Linked DNA regions of Homo sapiens: region 2 is linked to region 1. A link is a loop called in an ENCODE intact Hi-C map of the cell type or tissue named here. Cell type or tissue: mammary epithelial cell. All regions are shown on one strand.

Region 1 (8,000 bases):
ATGGCCTTTAGTTCATGTGTTTCTAGCAGCTGAATGTGGTTTGCTTGTAGGAATGAAATGGCCCTAAAATGTTAATTGATTCAGTTTGACAGTGCTTGCCATATCATAAATCAATATGATGTTTTGTGCACTAGTGATAAAGTAGTGGTATGGGAGAAGGACCTGGTAGTTATGGGATGAGTCTGGTTGTTTTTAGTCATTTAGTTTTTTTTTTTAATGGAACTCGGGAAGACAGAGATTCTTTCTCCTTTTGGAATGCTTGTATGTTGTGGAGAAGGACAGGGTAAAATCAGTATTATTGGCCAATCTTAATCCTAATCAATAATATTAGACTCTGCTTATTTAAAAAATTACATCTATATTATATACATATTATATATACACACATATTTGAGATCTGATTCAAACTATATATTTTAGCTATATATTGCTGTATAAGAAATTACTCTAAAACTTAGTAGTTGAAAGTAATTTAAAAAATTTATTGTCCATCTATTTCTGTGGATCTGGAATTAGACAGGGACAGCTTGCCTCTGCTCCATGATTTCTGGGTCCTTAGCTGAAGCCTTAAAGACTAGAGGTTGGAATTATCTGGAGGCCCTCTTATTCATATGTCTAGAGGTCAGTGCTGGCTGTGGTGGAGGCCTAGCTGGGATTGTTGGCCAGAATACTCACACATAATCTCTTCCTGTGACCTAGGCTTCCTCACAACATTCTGGATGGGTTCCTAGGACAAGCATCCAGAGAGAGAGACATCCAGGTAGAAGCCGTGTTGCCTTTTATAACCTAGCTTCAGTGATAGACCTTATATTCAGTGAGACAGTTACAAAGTTACAACCTGGTTCAAGGGAAAGGAGCATAGATACCCTCTCCCCGACACACACACACACCTTTCAATTGATGCATGTCAAGGTCACATTATAGGAAAAGCAAGCAAGATGATATATATACATATATGTTATATGTATATGAAATTATATATATTTATCATATATATCTCATATATATATATGTTGAAGCAGTCATCTTTGAAAAACACAATCTGTAATACTATACCATTATCTCATCTCTTGAATGAACAGCCATGCCATATATACAAGTGTTTTGATTTTATTGGCAATGTCTAGAGACATTTTTGATTGTCATATGGGGGATGGGTAGTATTTGCTACTGGCATCTAGCCTTAGGGGCCAGGGATGGTGCTAAACATTCTACAATTCATAGAAAAGCAACACACACACACCCACACCCACACACACCCACACCCACACACACCCACACCCACACACACCCACACCCACACCCACACACACCCACACCCACACACACACGCACACACCCACACACACACACACACACACACATACAGAGAGAGAATTATCGGTAACAGAGGCTGAGAAATCCTGTCTTATAATTTTAAGACTCTACAAGTATTTAGAATACTTAAACTGTAGGGGGAGGAACCAGAATTATCGGTAACATAATAGAGGTTGAGAAATCCTGCCTTATAATATTAACACTCTACAAGTATTTAGAATAATTAAACCGTAAGGGGAGGAACCTATAGAAAACATCAACTTCCTACAAGTCTTCTAACTATAAGATTTTATTTGCAATGTGGTATTTATATATGGCATGGTCTACAAATAGCAAAGATCATTTCCTAGGCAAATTTTCATTTCGTATATAATATGCTGAATGTCAATTCTCGGTGAACAAAAGAGTTTATCAATATACATAATCCATGATTTTTACCTATCCTACATTTCCACACTTTGAAGGCATTTTGCCATCGTCTTTTTTTACCCTTGTGTGGGTAACTTATTTGTGTACTACTTGGAAGAGTATTTGTCTTAAAAATTGCTTTATGTTAGTTTTGACCATCCTCTTACCTGTCCTGAAACCTAAGCTCAAAGAAAATAAACAATTTTAATGTAGAGCACAGAGATATCAATATAATTTCCTTAGGAAGTCTTGGATGATTCTCTCTTTTATTAAATGTTATACATGCTATATAACCCTGTCTTTGCTGCTTCTCCTTTTTCATATTGGTCATTCACTAAGCACAAGAAGACATCTAATTTTGAAGAGCTGGCTTTCTAGTAAAGATGAAGCTGAAGGGTTTTCCCCTCCCCTCCACAGCATGTTCCACTGGGTGCACACAAAGCAATTACAACTCATGTCAGCCCTTTTCCATGTGATAGCATCAGCAATTTTGCCCAGGGCTTCTTTTCTGATGAACAGTAGCAGAAATAATGGCCTAATTCACTAAAAACAAAGCAAAACAAAAAACATTATCCCTGTTGCTTTCTCTAAAACAATGCGATATTAACCAAAGTCCTTCCTAATTAAAACAAAGCTATCCAATTATGCATTTTAATACTGTGAGGATTTTTAACAATATCAAAGTGAAAAAGATTCATTAGAAACATATTAAAAACTAGGCCATGCGTGGGTGGCTCACGCCTGTAATTCCAGCACTTTGGGAGGCTGAGGTGGGCGGATCACTTGAGGCCAGGAGTTTGACACCAGCCAGAGCAACATGGTGAAACCCCATCTCTACTATAAAAAAATACAAAGTTAGCCAGGCGTGGTGGCCCCCACCTGTAGTCCCAACTACTTGGGAGCTGAGGCAGGCGAATCCTTTGAACCTGGGAGGCAGAGGTTGCAGTGAGCCAAGATCACACCACGGTACTCCAGCCTGGGCAACAGAGTGAGACTGTGTCTCAAAAAAAAAAAAAAAAAAGAAAGAAAAAAGAAACAAAGAAAAGAAAAAGAAACATATTTAAAAATGAGGAATTAACCTGAGCTCAGACAGAAACAAATTCTGGTCTATTTGAATTTCTTGTGTTTTAAATATATTTCCAAGTTATTTATGGATCCCAGGAGAGTCTACTTTGTCTTTCAGTGCTGGTACTATCACAATTTGACATATCCTCAAGCCTTTAAATGTAATTTTAGGAGAGATGCTTTAAATATCCTGTTAACTTCAGGAAATAGTGGCGCCATGTTTATTTCAACGCGAGGAACAATGAATTCTTTCTTGAAGTACATTTCTGAATTTCTCTGGGGTTCAATTTATTTTCCACATACCCGCCAAAATAGGAATAATCATATCTCTCTACATTAAAGAATACAAGATAAAAGACCTTGTAACATTTTATCATGTTTAAAATAAAGCAGTAACAATAAATAGTTATGCAACAAGAAAACAACTTTTTATCCTAGGGGCAGAAAGAGGGCAAAAAGTTTCTGAAGAATAGAATTCCACTAGAGGGCAGTGCACCCCAGTGGAGGCTCAGAGCAAATGTGCACAGGACGTCTGATTAAGAAGTTATGTGGCAAACACGGAAAGTGTTTGTGATATAATATTACTATAAATAAAACAGCTACAGGAATTTTTTTACATGACTTCAGATGCTCCTTGAAAATCACATATGTTTGTGGTCAAATATCGTGCAGTATTTGAGAACATGATCTTAGACCTGGGGTCATTCCTCTGTGCACCACTGTCCTTGGATGAGTTGTTTAAAATCTCTTGAGTCTCAGTTTCTTTATCTGTAAAGCCAGAGGCAATTACAGATACCACATAGGACTGTTGTGAGCATTAACAGGGATCATATATATATAAAAGTCCAGCATGGAACCAGGCATATAATATTGCTCAGCAAAAAAAATCACAGGATGATGATGACAAAAAATACTAAAAAGGAAAATAAAATAATTTTAATTATTGGAGTAGGTTGTTTAGAGATTTATTGCATAGTATATCTTATTTACATTTACAATGGAGAGCTTGTGATGGAATATATATTTTTATTGACTGTAAATGAAATTATTCTCATCGATGAGAGAATAATTCTATTATTCTCTTCAGCATTTTAAACTCCAGAGAGAAAAATTTTCATGTAGCTACAAAATGTTATTTTTCTCATTTTAATGTCTAGAATATCATTATCACATTTTTGCTATTTCTTTTCATTTCCTAAATGAATAAACTGTCAACACCCAAAGGAAAAAAAATGGAATATACAAATAAGTTATCTCTGAATCCTTTTAAATATTATTCCTCACAAGTTATGTAGCCTTGGGATAGTATAGTATATTTCTCTTAGAACTCTCAGTGTAAGAAAATTTCATCTGATGAAAAATAGAAATATGTCAAATATGACAATTACTCTTTACAAAATGATTGTTTAAATATGAGTTCCTGTAATCATTTAGGAATTTCTTTACAAAATAACTACATGTTACAGAGGCAACAGGGCATTGTAACTTAAGGCTAAAATACTCCATCACTGACAATGAAAGGTCATTCAGAAATAAAGATTGAATGTCTCTGAAATTATAGTATGAATCAAAGTGGAAATATTTAATTTATAAAATTTTGATTTATACATGTCCCCTCTGTTCTTAGCCTTTTAAAAGTAGCTGACTCACCCACCTATCATGTGAAAAAGATCAACTAAAAGCCAGCCCCAGGCAATAACTGTCATCACAGGCATTTGTCAAGATTACACCTACTATTCCTACATCATGGCTGCATCAGTGTTACCCAGATGACCGATATCACCATCATCACCAACATCTCCACTATAACTACTACTTCCTCTGACTATATAAACTTATTGTTCACTTTTTTCATCTCCCTATTTATTTGACCTCACCTGGCCAGTTAAGAGAGGAAATTGGTTAGGAATTTCCTGTACCTACTTGAATTCTAACCTCAGATGTAAATGACAACACATTCTTATGAAACTAAGGGTGGCAGTTACCCAAATCCGTGTCTAAACCAAGGATAGATTCTTGGAACATCAGGCTTTTGATAACCACTAGGAAATATCATCAGACCAGGAAGCTGAGGAGCTGTCCCCCTAACCCACCTGCCCATCACAAATGAGCTCTAATGGAAGATGGCTGAATAGAAGGCTCCACACTGATTGTCCCCCACAACAGGAACACCAAACTTAACAACTATCTACACCCAAAAAGCACCTTCCTAAGAACCAAAAATCAGGCGAGCACTCACGGTACCACGTTTGAACTTCATATCACTGAAAGAGGCATTGAAGAGGGTAGTAAAGACAGTCTTGAATCGCCGATGCCACTCCTCCCCCATCCCCCTGGCAGTGGCTGCATGGTACAGAGAAAGAATCTGTGCACTTGCAAGAGAGAAAGAGCAGCGACTGTGAGACTTTGCATTCAACCCAGTGCTGTCCTATCACAGCAGAAAGCAAAACCCAGCTGAAGTCAGCCAGTGTGTGCTGAAGGAGGGAGCATCTAGATGAGCCCTAGCCAGAGGGAAATTACCCATTCCCGTGGTCAGAACTTGAGTTTCAGCAAGCCTCATCACCACGGGCTAAAGTGCTCTGGGGCCCTAATAAACTTGAAAGACAGTCTAGGCCACAAGGACTGCAACCCTTAGGAGAGTAATAGTGCTGAGCTGGTTTCGTAACCAGTGGACTTGAGGGGTACACCACCTACTAAGAAGCCAGCCGAAGTGGCTAAGAGAGTGCTTGTGCTATTCCTCCCATAAACTCAGGCAGCACTGCTCACGTTCCAAAAGAGACTCCTTCCTTCTGCTTGAGGAGAAAAGAGGGGAGAGTAAAGAGGACTTTGTCGTGCATATTGGGCCAGCTCAGCCACAGTAGGATAGGGCACTGGTAAGAGTCATAAGGCCCCCATTCCAGGCCCTAGCTCCCAGACAACATGTTGAGACACACCCTGGGCAAGAAGGGAACCCACTGCCTTGAAGGGAAGGGCCCAGTCCTGGCAGGATCCATCACCTTCTAGCTAAGCAGCCCTTCAGCCCTAAATAACCAACAGTGATACCCAGGTAGTATACCAGGGGCCTTGAGTAAGACTCTGAGATGAGCTGGATTCAGGTGAGACCCAGCACATTCCCAACTGTAGTGGCTACGGTGAGAGACTCTTCCTGCTTGAGAAAAACAGAAAGAAAACTAAAGGGGGCTTAGTTTTGCACATTAGGTACCAGCTCGGCCACAGTCAGGTAGAGTACCAAGTAGTCTCTTGGGGTTCCCAATTATAGGCCTTGGCTCTTGGATGGCATTTCTGGACCCACCCTGGACCACTGGAGAGCACATTTCCCTTAAGGGTGAGTCCTAGGCCTGGCAGCATTTACCACAAACTGACTGAATAGTGCTTGGACCATAAGTGAACATCAGCAGTAGCCCGTTAGTACTCCCAGTGGGCCTGTGGTGGTAGTGGCTACAGGGTGAGGCTCCTTTGCCTATGGAAAGGGAAGGGAAGAGTAGGAAAGGCTGTGTCTCATGGTTTGAGTTCCAACTCAGCTGCAATATAATAGAACACTGGGTACATTTCTAAGGTTTTCGACTCTAGTCCCTAGCTCCTGCATGGAATCTCTGTGTGCACCCTAAGCCTGCGGGAACTTGCTGTCATGAAGGGAAGGACACAAGCCTGGCTGACTTTGCCACCTGCTAATGGTAGAGCCCTAGGGCTGTGAGCAAACATAAGTGGTAGCCAAGTAGTTACAGTGGGCTTTGGCAAAATCCAGTGCTGTGCTGGCTTTAGATATGACCCAGTGCAGTCCTAGTGGTGAAGGCCACAGGGGTGCTTGTGTCACTCCACCCGCAGTTACAGGTGGCTTAGCACACAGAGGGAGACTCTGTTAGGGAGAAAGTAAGGAAAGAGAACAAAAGTCTCTGCTTGGTGATCCAGAGAATTCTTCTGGATTTTATCCAATACCACTAAGGCAATACCTCTACAATCTATAAGAACTACAATATTACTGAGCGTGGGGTGACCCCTAATTCAGATACAGATTAGATCACAACACCCACATCCTTTCAAACACCTGGAAAGCCTTCCCAAGGAGGACAGGTACAAACATTCCCAGACTGTGAAGGCTACAATAAATACTGGACTCTTCAATGCCCAGACACTGATGAACATCCACAAGCATCAAGAGCATGCAAAAAAACATGACCTCACCAAACGAACTAAATAAGGCACCAGGGACAAATCCAGGAGAAACAGAGATATGTGACCTTTCAGACAGAGAATTCAAAGAAATTCAAGATAACACAGAGAAGGAATTCAGAATTCTATCAGATAAATTTAGCAAACATTGAATTAAAAAGAATCAAGAAGAAATTCTGGAGTTGAAATATACACTTGACATACTGAAAAGGGCATCAGAGTCTTTTAATAGCCGCATTGATCAAGTAGAATTAGTGAGCTTGAAGACAGGCTACTTGAAAATATACAGTCAGAAGAGACAAAAGAAAAAAGAGTAAAAAAAGAATAAAGCACACCAACAAGATCTAGAAAATAGCCTCAAAGGGGCAAATCCAAGAATCATTGGCCTTAAAGAGTAGGTAGAGAAATAGATAGGAGTAGAAAGTTTATTCAAAGGGATAATATCTTGGAACTTCTCAAGTCTAGAGAAAGATATCAACATTCAATACAAAAAGGTTAGAGAACACCAAGCATATTTAACTCAAGGAAGACTACCTCAACACATTTAATAATCAGACTCCCAAAGGTCAAGGATAAAGGAAAGATCCTAAAAGCAGCAAGAGAAAATAAATAAATAACATACAGTGAAGGTCCAGTACACCTGGTAGCAGACTCTTTTTTTTTTTTTTTTTGAGTCAGAGTCTCACTCTGTCACCCAGGCTAGAGTGCAGCGGCATGATCTAGGCTCACTGCAAACTCTGCCTCCCGGGTTCACGCCATTCTCCTGCCTCAGCTTCCCGAGTAGCTGGGACTACAGGCACTCGCCACCAAGCCCCACTAATTTTTTTGTATTTTTAGTAGAGACGGGGTTTCACCATGTTAGCCAGGATGGTCTCGACCTCCGGACCTCGTGATCCGCCTGCCTCGGCCTCCCAAAGTGCTGGGATAATAGGCATGAGCCACCACACCTGGCCGGCAGCAGACTTTTGAGTGGAAACCTCACAGGGCAGGAGAGTAGCATGACATATTTAAAGTGTTGAAGGAAAAAACTTATCCTAGAA
Region 2 (8,000 bases), 260 kb after region 1:
AAAAGTATGTTGTTAAAGAAGTAATTCAGTGCAACAGGATAACTACCATTGACATAGCTTCAACAAATGCATCTAAACAATGAGAGCTCTTATTGCTCTATAATATTATCGAAATTACTTAAGAATAATCTGTTCTTTGAAGGAAGGAACTGAGCTGGTATGACAAAGATTCTTTGCTGGTGATACTTAAAAACTTTTCATCAACAAATTACGTGATGCATGCTTAGTGGTTTTGCAGCTAGCCCCAGACTGAGCAGGTGTCTTTAACAAACACTTTAATTTTAAAGAAAAGGAATTTAAAAGGACCCTGATAAACCAAACAGGCAGTTTGTTAGAATATGAGAAAATTTATTGGCATCATTTGCAAGGTCATTCACTGAGACTAAAAACCTACTTCACAAATAGAAGATGGGATTAATTGGAATCCACAAGTTTATTATGGACAAAGCTGATAAACTGGTACCTTAGCAATCCATGTAGAACCATCATTTAATCAGTGTAACATCTCTGTGTAAAAAGCCTTGGTTATGCTAAGATTCAAGAACAATCCTGCTGTTTAAATCATTATTAAGAGAACTGTTTTGTTTTGCATTTCCTGTTTTGTTTTAAAAGGATTTGTGGTAACTAAAGAGGATCCAGTCAAGAATGGCCTTAAATTATTAAACGAAAGAAATAAAGAATCCAGGGGTCAAAGGCCAATTAGTCTTATTTGTGTTAGCTCAGATATAAGGCCCAGAGATATATTAACAACACTGTTTACTGCCAGGAGGCTTTTTACCTTGAAACATGTAAAGTCCCACCATATTTTGTATGCGTCCATATATCCTCATTCAAAGTATTGAAGGCACTGGGGCTGCAACAGCAAATAAAATAGACAAGCCCCTCCCCCCACAGAGTTTACATCTGAGTGGAGAGACAAACAAAACACAATCTATCTCCTTTTTATCTTCATCTCTCCCTCAAGTACCTCCTGGATGGTCAATTACCAAGATGTCCAATCCATTGATCCTATCACTTTTTTCACTGCTCCACACCCTACTGCTGCTGTCACTTCTTTTTATCATACCCAGCTTAAACTCCACAGACAAACATTATAATTACTCTGTGGCACATAGGCTCAACTCCCTTATTGTCCTTCTTGCCTGGTAAAGCAAACATCCTAGGTTAAGTTCACTTGGGCATCTACTCATCATCTCACTTAGAATGAAAGCTCCATTAGAGCTGAGATTCTGTTTTTGTCCCTACACCCTAGCACAGGGTAGGCATTTAATATCTGAATGAATGAGTAAGCCATATGCCAAGTGGTAAGAAATGCAATTAAAAAAAAATAGAGTAACAGGACTAGAGTGAATGAGGGTAGACAGTGTGTCTCACTAGGGTGGGTTATCAGAAAAAGGCTCTACAAAGTGACATTTAAAGACTGAGAGGAAAGGAGAGAGTTGTATCCTACCAATGATTGCCTCCCCTCTCCCACATATTAATGTATTACTTAAAGGAACTGATTTTTTAAAATTGGATTGAATCATGGAAACATTCTTTGAGAATATGGAAATAATTTAATATTTTTCCCGTTTCCAGCTCTTCAGCTGTAACAGTGACTCAAAATCAATTACATTAAGATTAGTTTTTTTTTGTTTTGGTTTTTTTTTTTAAGTAACTTTGTTGCTTTAAATATAAGTGAAAATACTGTATTTACTTTTGTGTGCTTCCATCTGAACTAAAGTTTCCCATGGTGCTTACCGAGTTAGGTCTGGCTCTGGGAGAGGAGTGGACAGCAGCTGGTTGAGATACATCCCCATCTGGAGACAGGACTGCCACTGACAGAAGATGTGAGCTGTGTCTAAGTCCAGTCTTGTGCCCAGCCGTGTCTGCGCCTTCACTCTTTGGAACTCTGCATACAACATCTTAGCACCATCTTCCTGCAGCTCTTCCTTACCTAAATAAAGAAACAGCCCAAGGGCAGTATTTCTAAAAGCACTGTAACAGCTTTTCATTTTCTCCACATATACTACAAATTCTATAAAGAAAGAAATTAATTTAAAAAAACTAAGATGTTTTTCTCTTCTGGCTTCATAAATGCCTTGCTGTATAAATTGAAATATTGATACTGAACTGTCTTTTTAATGATGACCTAACTTTATTCAACCCATCGGAATTTACTTTTTCCCTGAAATAAGATCTTTTCCACTGGTCTACTACCTGACCATAAACATGTCTGCATTTGAATTCTCTAAACCCTAAATCTGTGTCTATGAAAAATACAAATGACTATTAAATATTATTCTCTTTACTGTTCTCTTTCACCGAAACTCCCAAGCTGTGGTGCATTTGTGTTAAAGAAACAACCTGTGTGTTCAAAACACATTTTGACCTCTGTGTTTTATAGGAGGAAGCTAAAGTATGACTTGGAGAATTTGGCAAATAATCATTTTCTTTTCATAGTAGAGGATAAGGGGCAAGAAGCAACAATCCTAGGAAATAAGGAATGTTGTGTGTTTTTAGCTGTAAGTTTCTACAGATTTGTTTGGGCAGGGGTGCACAAAATAACATCTGGACCAATTTGAAAATAATAAAAAGGAGGCCCACCTTTTACCAACTAGCGAGGAGCAAGACACTGAGCCTGCCTGGGTACAGGGTCCACATTTCCTAAAAGAAAAGAAACAGACCCTTGACATGCCCCTTCTCTTGGACTCAGGTAAAAACTTAATAGGCTTGTGCTCTGAGAGCTTTCTTATACTGTATTTATTATTCAATCAGAGGAAATACTCTAAACCTGTGTTCATAAAGCAGCAGTGGGACTTAACTGATTTGTTTTGTGTTAAGTTGGCTGTCATATAACAACAGTCCCTCTGACAGCTGTCAAGCTTGAGCCTTAATACTTTAGAAACAGGAATCCATGCTGTTTCATTCTTTTATCTAACTTATTAAAATAGTAAACTAGAGTAGCACGATCTAATAGAACTTTCTGCAGTGCTGTCCAATACAGTAGGCTAGCCTATAGCCATATGTAACTACCTGACACTTGAAGTGTGGCTAGTGTGACTGAAAAGCTGAATTTTTAATTTAAATGGAATTTAACTTTGGCCATGTGTGGCTAGTAGCCACCATATTAGATAGTACTATTCCAGAGTATAATTATTATGCATGTTTATACAGTGTTAGAGCATTCATAATCTTTAAAGAGGATATTCCACTGAAGTATTAAAGTGTCCCAGTGTTTCAGCATTTACTTCACCTGGTATTATATGCAGATGAACTTGCCTCAGTGTATTTAAGAGATATTACTGGCCGGGCGCGGTGGCTCATGCTTGTAATCCCAGCACTTTGGGAGGCTGAGGCGGGTGGATCACAAGGTCAGGAGTTCAAGACCAGCCTGGCCAAGATGGTGAAAACCCGTCTCTACTAAAAATACAAAAATTAGCTGGGCGCGGTGACAGGCACCTGTAATCCCAGCTACTCGGAAGGCTGAGGCAGAAGAATCACTGGAACCCAGGTGGCAGAGGCTGCAGTGAGCCAAGATTGCACCACTGCACTCCAGCCTAGGCAACAGAGTGAGACTCCATCTCAAAAAAAAAAAAAAAAAAAAAAAAAAAGGACAAATTACTATTTCTGCCATCACTACTTACATACTAATTGAAACCTACAGCAGAGAAAAAGGAATAAAAAGATGTATAAGCAAGAATGTAGTGGTTGTAGGTATTTAGATAAGTTTCACTTCTGGGCAAGTTTCTTGTGATGACGTTGCTGCTGTGCTAATAACTGGATAGGTAACATGGAATACAAAATGCAGCTGGCAAAATACACTGTCACAATTCACAAGTTAAAGGAGTAGGTGCCACCAAACAGATGGAAGTTGGCAGTACCCCAACACATCTCACTGCTGTATACTTAAGATTCAAGCCCTCCAGCACTGAGCCTGGCACATGAAGTGTTAAAAAATATTTACCAATGAATGAATGATATTTTGGTGCCTCCACATCTAAGTTGTGATACAATTAATGGGAGTAAATAATCCAAGAATACTTTTTTGTTTGTGTAAACTCGAGTAAACAGTTTGCAAGCAACATGCCACAATATACTCCTGTAATTTCCAGTTACCTACCAGGGCTGTTGATTATGGCAATCAAGGGCCCCACTAGCATTGTGAGCAGTAAGGATTGTAGATGATGTAGCTTTGCTTTGGTCTCGGTGTGCTGCAACCAGTAGCAACTGACAGCAATGGGCAACTTCAGTGAAGTAGGGATTGGCTCCAGAATGGTCTGTTTCACCTTCAGGGTTTCTAACAGAAGCATCTGCCGCCTCCTCAAGGAGAGCTGAAAATACACACCAAGTATCCTGCAAGTTACTTTGGGAAATGTCTGTTATTTCTTTTTTCCACCATAGCATGAAGAGATTTAATGCTACTGAAACTTCTGTCAGCTGTTAAACTTATCTTCTTGTGGGAAAAAAAATCAGCCACACTCACAGCATTTAGAACATTAATAAGATGCTTTATAAATATGGTTGGTTGAATGGGTGTACTGCCTACTCCTACACCTTTACTTATGTCATTCCATCCTCTTTGTATACGCTGGTGAGCATCTTCAGTGCACGTCACCTGGGAAGCTCATTAAAAATTCAATCCTTAGGCCCTACTCCATAAATTTTGATTGACTAATCTGAGAGAGAGCCCAGGAGGAATATACATTTTAACTAGCAGCCCAAGTATTCTACTTTGAGAAACAAAGCTGTATACTCAACACCACCTGTATGTGCCTGTGCAACAGGCATTTGCCTTCAGCATGATGCCATTACTAATTGCCTCCAGAAGACAAACGTTGCTTTTAGGAACCCTATGTGGCATATACTCTATTTGTTTGGGTCCTGTCTCATGTCCCTTCCCTGTTGAATGCTTTATTGTCTTTGCATAAAAGACACACAGGGATTGTCCCAGGGTGGCTGCTTGTAGATTAGAGGTATATTCAAGGGAGATAGGAATATTTTAAGGACTACTTGCATTGTGCTTGGAGTAACACGCCATACTTTTACTTCATGGTTTAGCGTGTACTTCAAATAAAAGCTCAGAAGTAAAACAGCTATAAGAGCACTGAGGTTCTTGTTGAAATAATTTTACCTTAATGAATTACCAAGACCTTGTAAGAACCAGAATGGGGACCTTACAGGTCATGCACTCAGGAATATTAAAAGGTCATCTTCTGGGGGACTTTATAATCAAACTTTAAGAAAAAGAAAAGTTGTATTCCTAGTGTCTGCACACAGCCAGAAAAAGATTTTCTGCTTTCTGGAAAGTTGAGATGGTAATAACATTTCTCAGCATGTAACATCTAGTTAGTAGAAAGAGTGGTTGACAGCTGAGACTAAAGATATTAACCTGAAACAAAACACATCATAAATGACAAAATAGTTTTATCATTAATGCATGAAAACTTTAAATAGTACGATTATTTCTAAATACTGCTTTTAATAATATTGTGATACAAATTTTAAAATTAGAAATATGCAAAGAACTTTATAGTATAACCAATTACCCCTACTGGAAGTAGTTTTAACTACTTAAATTTTAAGTAAAGTGGAAACTAAACTCTTAAACTGGTTTTTAAAATGCACTAAGTAGAGCTAAGAAAATACACCAACTCTTTTCTGATATATATTTAAATTACTGAATTATAGAGCCAAGTTACAACTTTTCATAAACAAAGCAGTCTGGGCTTTGACTTCAGAGATGTTCCGCTCTGCACTAACCCTATGGCTTTGGTCGAAAGGTTTCTGACCTTTTCTACAGTCTGTCTGACTTATCTGTAAAATGGTCATTATAATGACTTGTATAAGATGTTTCATCAAACCCACCAGTCCACAGTCCCTTCCAAAAGGGGAAGTACTCAACTCACAGCCCTTAACGTTAGTTAGGTTTTATCCCATGTGACAACTACTTTCCCTCTTCCCCAGGGGGAGCGAAAGCACAAGCCTGCAGAAGCAGCTGCCCCGAGAGGCAGAGATGCCCAGAGAGAGACTGGTCTTGGCTGCCTTACTCCTTAAGAATGATCCACTTTTGTGTCTCCTTATGATTAACCTCCCATTGGTTAACTTGAATGGTGCTCTGTCCATTGCAACTAACATAACCAAAATGAAACCCTATCCCATGTGGTTATTGTGGGAATTAAATGAGAGACTATAAAGTTTTTATTAACAACAGCTGGCCAAAGCAGATAATGTATTACAAGATCTAAAAAACAAAATGAATAGGTACTATCACAAGGTTTCTATACTTGTACTTGCATTTGTGTTTGGAATCACATGAGCACCTGGTACATTTATAATTTTCAGGGGCTAATTAGAACCATTAGCACTGAGCTAAATTCAGAATTGATAAGTTTATGCCAAGAGAAAGCTGGGTGATAGCAGAGCGCAGAGAATGAACTAAAATTTCACTCTATTTTGAATCCAGGTAAATGATGAGAACACTTAAGTCATCTCTACTTAGCAAGGAATATAAGCAGCCTGCTATACTCATGGATTCAGTTGGATTTCCATGTGGGGGGAAAAGGTATCCTGATCCCTATTTCACACCATACGCACCCACAAAAAACCAATTCTAGATACATTATAGATCTAAATGTGAACAGCAAAAAAACATTTTCATGACCGTGGAGTAGGCAGTTTCCTAAGCAGTTCACAAAAGTGGTAACCATAAATAATAAAAATTTAAATTAGAGTATATTAAGAACTTCTGTTCATCAAAACATACTAAAGAGTGAATAAACAATGGGAGAGACTATTCACAATATGTTATTTGACAAAGGACCCGTATATGATAAAAATGAGCAAAAAACTGTACAGAAACTTCATATAATAGAGTATCACATGGCTAATGAACACATGGAAATGGAAGATTGGAAAGAACCCAAATGCTCATAAGCTGTGTAATGAAAAAAAATGTTCTTAAGTGTATAATGGTAATATACCAAAATAGAAAAATGTTACAGCAATGAGAAATGAATGATCAACTACTCACAGCAATGTGAATGAATCTCATGTGGAATAAAAGCCAGATGAAAGAATTCATTTCTAAAGTAATAATTCAGTTAAAACTATTGTGTTGTTAAACAGGAGAGTGATTATAGAGAGTTGCAGAGCGAGTGACTGGAACCAGACACTAGGAGAAGCTTCTAGGGTGGCGATAATGATTCATCTGGATCTTCTTTGCATGGATGTATAGACCTTGCAAAAATTTATCATGCTGTACGATTATTTGGGCACTTTACTGTGTTTATACTCAAGGAAGCATGAATTGCAAAGGAACAAGATGAAACTTTAGGGGTTATGGATACATTGATTATTTTAATTGTAGGATGACTTCACAGATGTAGACATCTCAAAACTCATCAAAGTACACACTTTATGTGCACTTTACTGTACACTACTTATTTCTCAGTAAAGCCATTACATTTTTTTTAAAAAACTCCCCAACAGCACCATTTATGCTTGAGTAGAAATGTAATTTCAGCAAAACATTAATAATGTAGCTAGTTTGAATTTTATTGGTGTGGGTAAAGTTTTAATAAATCCCTTGTTTGAGACTGACTTACGCTCCACTTTCTAGTTTTGTACCCCTGGAAATGTGCTAAAGGTAGATTGTCAGTTGTGTTACCAAGCATTATAAAAATGACTTATAAAATTGCATCTAAGCTTAAACTATATATAAATGAACTATAAACACCTGATGGGGACACCATATCTTGGGGCTTCCCTGAGTGCAGTGTCTTGTAAGTAGGATGTCCCTTGCAGGGACCTAGCTATGTTTATGGAATTATTATAAGAAAGACTGGATCCTATAGGGAACGGGGCTTTTAAGCTACTGAAACCTTTTCTTCTCCTTTATCTAACTGAGGTATAATTCATATGTCATAAAAGTCATCCTTTTAAAGCATACAATTCAGTGGGTTTAGTGTATATATATTTTTAGAGACAGGGTTTTGCTCAACAGGGAGCACAATCATAGC

What was found. Peaks named below come from ENCODE experiments on the same cell type or tissue, not always from the same donor. Only the 100,000 strongest peaks of a DNase experiment are listed, where the experiment ranks them.
Region 2: it touches region 1 in a loop (14-fold over the local background); 31 of 110 quality-filtered maps call a loop at or near these places.

The regions. Positions count from the first base shown.
Region 1 is chr3:130,756,641-130,764,640 of GRCh38, forward strand. All of the region lies in intron 2 of LOC107986023 (a long non-coding RNA gene), which reads right to left. Among named protein-coding and RNA genes, the nearest start is that of PIK3R4, 14 kb to the left of the region's middle. In mammary epithelial cell, a CTCF peak has its summit at 3,274 (motif pointing right); DNase peaks (open chromatin) are centred at 3,291, 4,541 and 5,311; H3K27ac peaks cover 1,119 bases.
Region 2 is chr3:131,014,404-131,022,403 of GRCh38, forward strand. It overlaps ASTE1 (asteroid structure-specific endonuclease 1), which reads right to left. Exons shown (of 6, transcript NM_014065.4): 4 at 4,103-4,313; 5 at 1,741-1,936. It also overlaps a transcript of ATP2C1 not described here. Among named protein-coding and RNA genes, the nearest start is that of ASTE1, 8.4 kb to the right of the region's middle. RefSeq lists a silencer at 5,828-5,937. In mammary epithelial cell, no CTCF peak of the experiment used is centred here; no DNase peak of the experiment used is centred here.